Regions from separate parts of the Homo sapiens genome. Here all the other regions are linked to region 1. A link is a contact called in ENCODE Hi-C or POLR2A ChIA-PET data. All regions are on one chromosome and are shown on one strand. The core of a region is the stretch at or near the end of the contact, and the rest is flanking DNA. Distances in the headings are between cores, read along the strand shown. Region 1 overlaps SUPV3L1 (Suv3 like RNA helicase). Region 2 overlaps HK1 (hexokinase 1). Region 3 overlaps KIFBP (kinesin family binding protein).

The links. A loop is a pair of places that touch in the nucleus more often than their neighbours do. ChIA-PET counts read pairs that join two places held with the same protein, here RNA polymerase II (POLR2A). Pooled maps may share reads with other maps.
Region 2: POLR2A ChIA-PET joins it to region 1 with 18 read pairs in Panc1. The contact joins two enhancer-like sites. POLR2A ChIA-PET finds 5 or more read pairs at or near these places in 2 of 52 experiments (Panc1 and activated CD4-positive, alpha-beta T cell).
Region 3: POLR2A ChIA-PET joins it to region 1 with 11 read pairs in activated CD4-positive, alpha-beta T cell. The contact joins two enhancer-like sites. A Hi-C loop is called at or near these places in 2 of 168 maps with a recorded cell type or tissue (HCT116 and endothelial cell of hepatic sinusoid) and 2 of 50 pooled maps. POLR2A ChIA-PET finds 5 or more read pairs at or near these places in 5 of 52 experiments (H1, K562, activated CD4-positive, alpha-beta T cell and 2 more).

What each region holds. Positions count from the first base shown.
Region 1 is chr10:69,202,268-69,206,074 of GRCh38, reverse strand. SUPV3L1 (Suv3 like RNA helicase) reads right to left here. Exons shown (of 15, transcript NM_003171.5): 12 at 3,556-3,636; 13 at 3,032-3,208. Among named protein-coding and RNA genes, the nearest start is that of HKDC1, 16 kb to the left of the region's middle. RefSeq lists a silencer at 1,799-1,898. Within about 2 kb of position 1,799, at least 4 of the 41 ENCODE cell types and tissues checked have a DNase peak (open chromatin) inside an H3K27ac peak, as active enhancers do.
Region 2 is chr10:69,359,054-69,362,765 of GRCh38, reverse strand. It overlaps HK1 (hexokinase 1), which reads right to left. Exons shown (of 18, transcript NM_000188.3): 3 at 2,721-2,869. Among named protein-coding and RNA genes, the nearest start is that of HK1, 42 kb to the right of the region's middle. Within about 2 kb of position 1,910, at least 26 of the 41 ENCODE cell types and tissues checked have a DNase peak (open chromatin) inside an H3K27ac peak, as active enhancers do.
Region 3 is chr10:69,012,045-69,015,659 of GRCh38, reverse strand. KIFBP (kinesin family binding protein) reads right to left here. Exons shown (of 7, transcript NM_015634.4): 7 at 1-119. Among named protein-coding and RNA genes, the nearest start is that of KIFBP, 25 kb to the right of the region's middle. Within about 2 kb of position 1,324, at least 2 of the 41 ENCODE cell types and tissues checked have a DNase peak (open chromatin) inside an H3K27ac peak, as active enhancers do.

The DNA.
Region 1 (3,807 bases), core at 550-3,049:
AGCTATGCAGAGAGAGCAGGGAGAGATGCCCGCCCATCCATCCATCCATCCATCCATCCATCCAGCAGCTGGCCCTAAAGGAGCTCCATGGAGCACAGCTTCCAAATCACAGTCCTAAGGGGCATCCTAAGTCATTAATGTGATTGAGCTCTTTCATAGTTCAGTAATGACAAAGATCAGGAAAAAAGGAAAAGCCTCTAGATTTCATATTCTAATTTTTAAACAGAAAACACACGGAGCGGCCGGGTGTGGTGGCTCATGCCTGTAATCCCTGCACTTTGGGAGGCCAAGGCGGGTGGATCACTTGAGGTCAGGAGTTTGAGACCAGCCTGGCCAACATGGTGAAACCCCATCTCTACTAAAAATACAAAAAATTAGCCAGGCATGGTGGCGGGCACCTGTAATCCCAGCTACTCGGGAGGCTGAGACAGGAGAATCGCCTGAACCTGGGAGGCGGAGGTTGCAGTGAGCCAAGCTCATACCACTGCACTCCAGCTTGGGCAACAGAGTGAGACTTCATCTCAAAAAGAAAACACACCACGCATCATGGCGCACACCTGTAGTCCTAGCTACTCAGGAGGCTGAGGTGGAAGGATCGCCTGAGCCCAGGAGTTTGGGGTTACAGTGAGCTATGATTGTGCCACTGCACTGCAGCCTGGGCAACATAGTGAGACCTTATCTTAAGAAAACAAGCAACTGTTGACCTGCATGTTCCAGAGACTCCCTACACCTTAGTAAAGAGCTTCTATTCACTAGAATAGCTGTTTAAAGGATGGTGTGAATGGTGCCAAGGCCATGGGACTGAGTTCCACTCAGGTCAGTTTACAGCAGTTCAAGACTGTTCCATAAACTTCAACCTTATGCTAGCTAAGTTTTTCACAAATGCCAGCTCTAAGAAACATATTTTCTAGGTAAACATCTGGACATGGAAGATCTCTAACACATATTATTAAGAGAAAAAGAAAAGGCAAGTTGTGAGTAATTCATTAAGATAACGTTGATAGGGCTGGGCACAATGGCTCATGCCTGTAATCCTAGCACTTTGGGAGGCTGAGGCAGGTGGACTGCTTGAGCTCAGGAGTTCGTGACCAGCCTGGGGAACATGGCGAAACCCTGCCTCTACAAAATATACAAAAATTAGCCAGGCATGGCACATGCCTGTAATCCCAGATACTCAGGAGGCTGAGGCACGAGAATCGCTTGAACCCAGGAGGCAGAGGTTGCAGTGAGCTGAGATGACACAACTGTACTCCAGCCTCAGCGACAGAGTGAGACTCTGTCTCAAAAAAAAAAAAAAGATAATTTTTTATGGGGAAATGCACCCTCACAACAAATCTAGTGTTTCCACATGAACATGCACATAGGCAAACGCAATGAAAAACAGTCTGCAAAGATACACACAAACTTACACAAGTAGTTATTTCAGAGGACTAAGATTGGGGAGGGAGCCACATTTAAGCTATCTGTAATGTTCTCATTTTGTATAAAGAGAATGTATGTATTATTTATGTAATTTTTTTTTTAAAGGGCAGAGTCTTGCTATGTTGCTGGAGATGTTCTCGAACTCCTAGGCTTAAGCAATCCTTCCTGCCTCCCAAAGTGCTGGGATTACAGGCATGAGCCACAGCACTGGACTATTTATGTTATTTAAAAAATAAGTTTAGAGCTAGATTTGATTAGAATATAGCTCATATGTAGAATGCTCAGGCCTACAGAGGAAATGGCAGTGAACCTCAGTGAGTCAGGACAAGATTCAGAGAAGAGGAGGCCTTTGGGTTTAGTGGGGTGGGGAGAGCATGCAAAGCAGAGGAAATAGGGCGGGAGGTGAGAGAACATGTTATGTTTATAAGGTACATACAGTTCTGAACCGCTTCCCTCACTTACTGTTATAGTGTAACCACTTATGTAGATTTCTTCATTATAATCATAATTATCATTGCAATGTCTTCCTAATATCCAATCAAGTGGATATGCCATAATGTAGTTAACCTTTTCCCTCTTGTTGGACATTTGGATCCTTTCAAAAACATTTTTAATAATTAAAATATTAGGCTGGACTAGGTGGCTCATGCCTGTAATCCCAGCACTTTGGGAGGCTGAGGTGGGATGATCACTTGCCTCCAGGAGCTCGAGACCAGCCTGGGTAACATAGAGAGATCTGTCTCTACAAAAAATGCAAAAATTAGCTGGGCATGGTGGCACATGCCTGTAGTCCCAGCTACTTGGGAGGCTGAGGTGGCAGGATCACTTGAGCCAGGGAGGTTGAGGTTGCAGTGAGCTGTGATTGCACCATTGCACTCCAGCCTGGGCAACAGAGCAAGACCCTGCCTCAAATATAAAATAAATAAAATTAAATTAAATAAAAGTATTGTTATGATAAACCTTGGTAGAGTTTTGTTTTTTTTTTTTTTGAGACAGAGTCTCGCTCTGTCACCCAGGCTGGAGTGCAATGGTGCGATCTTGGCTCACTGCAACCTCTGCCTCCTTGGTTTAAGTGATTCTCCTGCCTCAGCCTCCCGAGTAGCTGGGATTACAGGTGCCCACCACCATGCCCGGATAATTTTTGTATTTTTAGTAGAGACAGGGTTTCACCAGCTTGGCCAGGCTGGTCTCGAATTCCTGACCTCAAGTGATCCACCCGCCTCGGCCTCCCAAAGTGCTGGGATTACAGGCGTGAGCCACTGCACCCGGCCTTGGTAGAGATTTATGGTTCTCCATAGTCCACTGTCCTTCCTGGCCCCCAGGAATCCTGTGCTTCTCAGAAGTCAGAGATTTGCATCCCTACCCAAATGAGTTAAAAGAGGCTAGAACCCTGGCATGGTGCTCATACAAGACAGTAACCCCTGGCTCAGTGCTTTACACTTAAGAAAACTGAACACTGTTGCTACTATTAACCCCTATTTAAGTTTTTACAAAGTCTCTCATATTACTGAATACTCTTGTAATTATTTTATTTTGAATAACAAAGTACTGTTTGGGGAACCTGCATCAACCAGAAGGAACTCAAAATAGCTTAAAGATAAAGGCTTACCTGTAACAGTGAAGAACACACAAAAGGCTGCTTCTTGTTGATAGGAGCTGTGCAGAAAACATACCTCACTCGCAGACTTAGTGGAATATGCTGGATCAACTCTGCAGAAAATTTAAAATCATCCATATTGCAGACAAAATACTGCCCATCAACTTGTGAAAAGTCTACAAAAATATCCTTGGGGAAAAAAAGACAGAAATTACTGGACTGCCTAAGTGAATTAAAATGAACAATGAATAACATACTCAAGTCTATAAAAGACAATCTCTTTAATCCAGAACAAACTTCCATAAAGGCTTGCTTTAATCACTCCCTCATATCCTTCCCCACCTGAAATACTGAGAGGAAATTCCTCAGGGCTAAAGTCCCAAAAGATTTTGAGAAAAAATTTTCACTTGTAAAATAAATTTTATAAATAGCAACTTCTCAAAGGCAGACTATCCATTCATGCTCATGAGGTTAACCAGTAATCACCTGACATATCAACATTTTTAGGGGAGATGTGAAAGGGAGTTTCCACTTACAATGAGATTGGACAGTGTTGCATCAGGGAGATGGTAGGCAAACATTTCAATCTGCTCAGCAGTTGGATGAAGACCAGCTGCCTTTTAGTAAAAGAAAAAACAATCATAAGCTGATTTTTTTTTTTTCAAAAAGGACAAATTTTCTTAAGTTATTGCACGATAAAGTCCCATTCAGGCTAAGCTCTCACCATATGAAGTAAATGCCAAGAATTTGAGTAAAAGAGAAAAAATATCATTTTACCATTTATTACC
Region 2 (3,712 bases), core at 661-3,160, 160 kb before region 1:
TGCACTCGGAGGCTCCAGACTCTCCTGCAGCCTCGGGAGAGAAGGCCGGGTGAAGGGAAGGCTGCCTCAGGAAGGGGCAGAACTCAAATGGATTCCCATGAATGGGACCTGTCACCAGTTCCCGGATCCAGGCCAAACACAACTCCCCAGAGTGCACCATTGAGAAGGAAAGGCCGTTTCTGGAGTGCTGGTGATCCAGGGTGACAAGCCTGCCCAAAGAGGCAGGAAGTGACCCGCCCCAGGCTAGACTATGTCTGCGATCAACCAGGAAAAAAAGTCACCTAACCGCTCTGAACTCAAAGCTTTAGTGTCTTAAAAAAAAAAAAAAAAACATTATTTTCTCTTCTTGCCTGACAACACACTCTTTATTTGAGAAATACACACACTATGGCCAGGCATAGTGGCTCACATCTATAATCCAGCACTTTGGGAGGCTAAAGTGGGAGGATCGCTTGAGTCCAGGAGTTTGAGATCTGCCTGGGCAACCTGGCAAGATCCCATCTTTAAAAAAAAATTTTTTTAATAATTTAAAATAAAAATAAAGACTCAGTCACTCTTATTAAAGATGGCAAATGATGGCTAATACAAAAACTTAAAACATTTACTATTCAAAATTCCCACAACTAAGTAAGTGATATTTTAAGAATGTTCCATTTGTGCTTCTGAATTTATTAAAGCTTAAAAGTGCTCTGGGCTGGGTGTGGTGGCTCACACCTGAACAGGCAGTTCCAGACCAGCCTGACCAACATGGAGAAACCCCATCTCTACGAACAATACAAAATTAGTCAGGTGTGGTGGCGCATGCCTGTAATTCCAGCTATTTGGGAGGCTGAGGCAGGAGAATCACTTGAACCCGGGAGGCGGAGGTTGTGGTGAGCTGAGATCGCGCCACTGCACTCCAGCCTGGGCAACAAGAGTAAAACTCCGTCTTAAAAAAAAGAAGAAAAAAAAGAATTTGCTATAATGGTACTACATTATCATGATTATCGTCATCATCCTCTTTTCAGGCTGCTTAAAAGGAGGAGAGGAAGAAACAGAGACAGTAGGAAATAAAGTGATTCTAGGACTGAGAAGAGGGGACGATGGGGATAGAGGCTGGGAGAGACGAAGAGGGCAGTGGTAAGAAGGTGAGGGTACTCCCTTAATTAACAAACCTTGCTCCTAAAAGGTCAAGCCAAAACACACAGGGAATGTTTGTAAAACACACAGGGAATGTTTGCAGCACAGGGTGAGTCTCAGTGTTGAATGCGCCAGGCTTAGGTAGCTCAACCCAAGGACCTTGGGAAACAGAGTGATAGGCCAGTGTGTGTTCCAAACAGAAAGTGCAGGATGCCAAACCATGGGCTGCTGGCCACCTGCAAGGAGAAGCAATGCAGCAGCCAACTGGGCATGGTCAAGAGACCTACCAGCTGGCAGCCTTTGTGCAGGCGCCAGATGGATGGGCCAGTCTCTGCAGCCCCAGTAATGGGAGTAGCAGGGGAGCCCTTGGGCAGGGCCATCCAGTAGTGATGCACCCAGCTTTGGTGGCCTACTATAAAGTGGCTCACCTGCTCTAGTGACAGTGTCACCTGTGACACTCACTGTGACATAATCTGAAGGGCTCTGAACCCAAATCCCAGGGAGCAGGTTAGCCAGGATTAGCCCTTGTCTCTTGGACAAAGAAAAGGCTTGGTGGCTTGCTCCAGGTCCCACCCACAAGAACTTAAGAGCACAGTAGAGTCAAGAGAAGGCTCCTGGGTCTCATCTCGAAGTCCACCCCAGAACCAGAGTTCCCTGGAAATCTTAGTCATGAACCTTGCGGTGAGCACACCCTCCTTAAAGCAAACATTTGGCCAGCTCTGAGTACATATGCTGGACAGCAGCCACAACTCAGGAGGCGAGCCAGACTGGAGGAGCCAGAATGTCTACAGGAGAGAGGAGGAGTGCACCTTGCCCCACGACGGGCTTAGGGACCCAGAAATGACTGAAAACCTGCAGTGGGCTGCCTGAGCCCTGATCACAGGGTCCTCAGTGAGCTACAGACCCACCACTCCCCGCACCCAGAGAGGAGGGGGCAGGTGGACAGGCCCTTCCTAGGCATGCCCACAGCCCCTTGGGCAGGGAGGAAGGGCAGCCCTTCCTGGGGGCCCAGCGTGGGGAGCCCCAACAGGAGTGTAAAAGGAGGGGACCGTGATTTCCCTGCTTCCTCTGCTTTCTGTGCCAAGGGCTTGTGCAATGGTATTCTAAATCAGGTAACAAGAAGCCCCCAAATAGCCCAGAGCTGTGAGACCTCATTCCTGCCCGACAAGGCCACAGCCATACCCTACAAGGCCGGGGCCTCCAGTAAGTGGGTGAGGCCAATGACCAGGAGAAAAGGGCATTTTCACCCAGGGCTCTGCTAAACCTGCACTGGGGAACCGACCCCAGGATCCACAGGGAATGAGTGCATTTACCCAACAGAGCTGCGGAGCCTCCCTCCTCAAACCCAGACTCTGCTAGTCCAAGCAGCCCACTTCCACTACACCAGTTTGCCCAGACGGAGAGCCTCTGTTTAAGCAGGGCCCCCATGCAGGCTGTCACATCCTCTGCCCAGGAGTCCTTTTACATATGCATCTATGAGGGACTCTTTCCAGCAACCCTCTTCCAGGGGCTTGGGATGCCAGTGCTTTGAGGCCTGGTTCCTGGAGGTAACCAAGGGGATGCTGGCCCGACGGGGTGACCCGGAGGGAGCAGGGACCCACCTGGCTTCCACTGCCGTGCACGATGTTCTCTGGGGTGTCATAAACCTCGGACTCCATGTGAACATTCTGGTTTTTCTCATGATTCACTTGCACCCGCAGAATTCGAAAGGAAGACCCACCAAGATCCAGGGCAATGAAATCTCCCTTTTCTGTTTAGGGAGACAACAGGTATCACATGAGATTCAAATGTTAAGGGGAAGCCACATACCATGCCCGCTTCCTGGCAGGGCGTAGGCCCTGTCTGCCTCCCCCTGCCACATGCTGTTATCAGCCAGAAAGCAGCAATCATGCAAACTTCATCCAACCACTGCCATATACGCAGAGTAGGCAAAAGAAACCCTATCCTACCCCAGAGTCCTTAGACAGAAATAGCTTCAAGCAATCCCAGTCTCTTACTTCTGACTATAGGGGAATGGAAGTACTGAATTAAGTACAAATTCCCACCCCATGTTTCTCTAGTTTCTTAACCTATTTCAAAAACAGCACTGCTATGCAGAAATAAAAAATCACACCGCATTTCAACTCAGACAAAGCCCTACATCTGAGGTCCACCCAGTGCCTGCCCTGGGTCTCTGCATGTCAGCTCTGACATCAATTATTCCAGGGTTCTGCTTACTCCTCAGGGTTGTGTTTTATTATTGTGGTAACATACACATAGCATAAAATTTACCACTGCAACCATTTTCAGGCGTACAATTCAGTAGCATTAAGTACATTCACAATGTTGTGCAACCATCACCACTATTTTCAAAACTTTTTCATCACCCCAACACAAACTCTATAACCATTAAGCAATAATTTCCATTTCCCCTCACCCTCAGTCCCCAGCATCCACGATTCTACTCTCTGTCTCTATGAACTTGCCTATTCTGGATATTTCATACAAGAAGAATCACACAGTTATTTGTCCTTTTGTGACCGGCTTATTCCTCTTAGCATAACGTTTTCAAGGTTCATCCATATTTTCAGAATTTTACTCTTTTTTTTTTTAA
Region 3 (3,615 bases), core at 75-2,574, 190 kb after region 1:
AGTTCACCGGTTCCAAACTGCACAGCTTTTTTCCGAATGCTTTCCTCCTCATCTAGTTCTTTTTTCCTTAAAGCTCTAAGTTCAGACTGTTTATCAAGATCAAGCTCTCCTATGTTGTCCTGAAGGAAAAAAAAATAAATTATGGTTAAGTAGGACACTCACCTCCTGCTGTTAAATAATATTAAAGCAAACTTCAGAGTTTTTTAGAAGAGAAGTCTCTTACTTTCCAGCCTGGTTTAGAAGGGTATCATAATCTTAAACACCTTTGAAAACTTCTTTCTTTCTTCCGATTATATTAAAAACTCAAGAAATGTGGAAAAAAAAGTATTTAAATAGACAAGCTGCTTACATATCATTTATTCTGAGGAACTGAAATTTATTTACAGTTACTCCTTCCAATAAGATAAATGCTACATGTAAAAGTACTTTGAGAATTGTGAAACATTATATATATGTGATACATTACTCCCAGCACTTTGGGAGGCCAAGGCGGACAGATCACGAGGTCAGGAGTTGAAGACCAGCCTGGCCAACATAGTGAAACTCTGTCTCTACTAAAAATATAAAAAATTAGCCAGGCATGGTGGCAGGCGCCTGTAATCCCAGCTACTTGAGAGGCTGAGGCAGGAGAATCGCTTGAACCCAGGAGGCAGAGGTTGCAGTAAGTGGAGATTGCGCCACAGCACTCCAGCCTGGGTGACAGTGCAAGACTCCATCTCAAGAAACAAACAAACAAACAAAAAGACTGTAATCTACATCATAAAAATGTTTCACAAGGATGCCATTAAGATTAATGCTACCATGTTTATGCTATTAGTTATTTAGTGAAATATATCAGACAGAAATGCTCTAGGTCTCTTAAAGACATCAAAGTGAACAAAGAGTTAAATCTACCTTCCTAGTTAAAGTTTTATCTCCTCTACCTCTTGGGGGTGGGGGGGGGCAAATAAAAAAAGAAAGAATAACTAAGGTGGTTAAGAAATAGGGTAAGCTCTTCTTGGCCAATAAAAATAAATAATAGATCCCAAGGCCTTTTCTTCTTTTCACTTGACACTGTCTCACCAATGATCTTTCCACAAACCCTTCAAGGTTTCCAAATGCTCAGAAGATGAAGACAACAATGCTTCAAAGCCTTGATTGCTCCAGCCCCTTTCTAACTCTAACTTTAGCTTATATCACACTCCCTCTCCCTCAGCTCCAACCTCACAGCCTTTGCTCCATCCCTTCTGATATCATCCTCCCTTACGCCACAGAACTTCTAAACATGTTGCTTCAGCTCCTTGACATGGTGTGCCTTCTTTTCTTCAGTCTAGGTAACTCCTACTTACTCATCCCCAGAGCTTGCTTGTTATTTCCTCCTATTGTGCCTTCTCATATCATGTGTCTCTCCTTTGTGGAACTTAGCAAAATTGTACTTTTACATGAAGTTAAAGGCTAGGTTCATTTTTGTTCATCATAGTATCCTTGGCCAATGACTAGCACAGGGTTGGCATAAATAAATACTTAATTGAATAAATTTATGTATGTCTTAAAGCTTGAACTGAAGAAGGTCTTTCAGATAAATATACAGATGATAAAGGATGAAGTTAAGGTTAAAAAATAAAGTCAGGGGTGAGCGCAGTGGCTCACACCTGTAATCCCAGCACTTTGGGAGGCCGACGTGGGTGGATCGCTTGAGCTCAAGAGTTCAAGACCAGCCTGGGCAACATGGTAAAACATCGTCTCTAACAAAAATACAAAGAATTAGCCGGGCACAGTGGCACACACCTGTTGTCCCAGTTACTTGGCAGGCTGATGTAGGAGGACTGCTTGAGCCAGGGAGGTGGAGGATGCAGTGAGTGGAGATCATGCCACTGCACTCCAGCCCGGGTGACAGAAACCCCATCTCAAAAAACAAAACTGGGTTTAAGGAAAATCTGAGTAGTTTAGTAGCATGGCAAATATGTGAGTTTAAACTAACCAAGTGATGAAGTTTTAAGTTCCCAGACTAGAAACATCAACTAAATGAAAGGTAAGGGTCAAATCATAGTGCGATTTGCTTGACACAATTACTTCAAATGTAGATCATAAGTCTCTAAATCTTGTATACTTCCTTCCTTCTTGGGCTGCTTGTTTACTTACATGTTCTCTCTAGGATGCTTATTTAAATTAGCCTACTGTTTTGCTCCAATAGTCCCTGCAACCCTCCTTTTCCAGCTTTCTTTACCTGACCAGAATAAACTTGACAGCTCTTCCTGGCTCCAAATTCTCTACACATAAAGCCCCACAGTTATTCTCCCTACTTCCTGTCTTTCCTTAATATGCCTCCTCTTTACCCTCTGACCTCTAAAATTATCTTCATCTTTTCAAGACCTATGCTTCTGATGTGTTGAGGTTTGTTTGTTTGGTTTTCTTTCGTTTAGTAGTTTCACAAGGTTCTATATTATTTACCACTGATATGGTTTGGATTTGTGTCCCTGGCCAAATCTCACATTAAATTGGAGGAGGGACCTGGTGGGAGGTGACTGGATCACTGGGGGCAGATTTCCTCCTTGCTGTTCTTGTGGTAATGAGTGAGCTCTCTCATGAGATCTGATGGTTTTGAAGTGTGTGGCATTTCCCCCTTTGCCCTCTCTCTCTCTCCTGCTTGCCATGGTAAGACATGCTTGCTTCTCTTTCGCCTTCCGCCATGATTCTAAGTTTCCTGAGGGCTCCTAGTCATGCTTCCTGTTAAGCCTGAGGAACTGTGAGTCAATTAACCTCTTTTCTTCATAAATTACCCAGTCTCAGGTAGTTCTTTTGTTTTGTTACCCAGGCTGGAGTGCAGTGGTGCAGTCTTGGCTCACTGCAACTTCTGCCTCCTGGGCTCAAGTGATTCTCCTGCCTCAGCCTCCCCAGTAGCTGGGACTATAGGTGCACACCACCATGCCTGGCTAATTTTTTGTATTTTTGGTAGAGACAGGGTTTCAACATGTTGTCTAGGCTGGTCTCAAACTCATGGGCTCAAGTGATCCACCCACCTTGGCCTCCCAAAGTGCTGGGATTATAGGCATGAGGCGCTGTACCTGGCCTCAAGTAGTTCTTTATAGCAGTGTGAGAACAGACTAATACAACCACTAAAGATTATTATACTTTTATCAAGCAGAGTCCCATGTAAAAAAAAAAAATTATCATACTTTAATACACAATATAAAAAAATAAAAGCACAATGAATCCCCCAGGAAATCTTCCTATGTATCTACACTTAGTATATTGCATCTAAATGATTAATTTTATTATCCTCCCTAGTGCTTAGAAACTAGGATTGGGCATAAATTAATAATGATGATGGTAGTTAACATTTATTAAGGACTTAGTATGTCTCAGGCACTTTTCCGAGGCCTTAATATATACTGACTTAACTCCCATAACAACAGTATTAAGTACTATTATCTCCAACTTACTTGTGAGGAAATAGAGGCAAAAATATATTAAGTAAATTGCCACAAAGACATAGCTACGAAGCGGCAGAGCTGGAGTTCATACCTACCTAGTGTATTTCAAGTCCATGCTCTTCACTGCCATCAGTTCTGCTTCTATTTTTGAACTATTACATGAGCTATTTCTTAAAAGTCTACCCTTTTAGATTTTATCAAG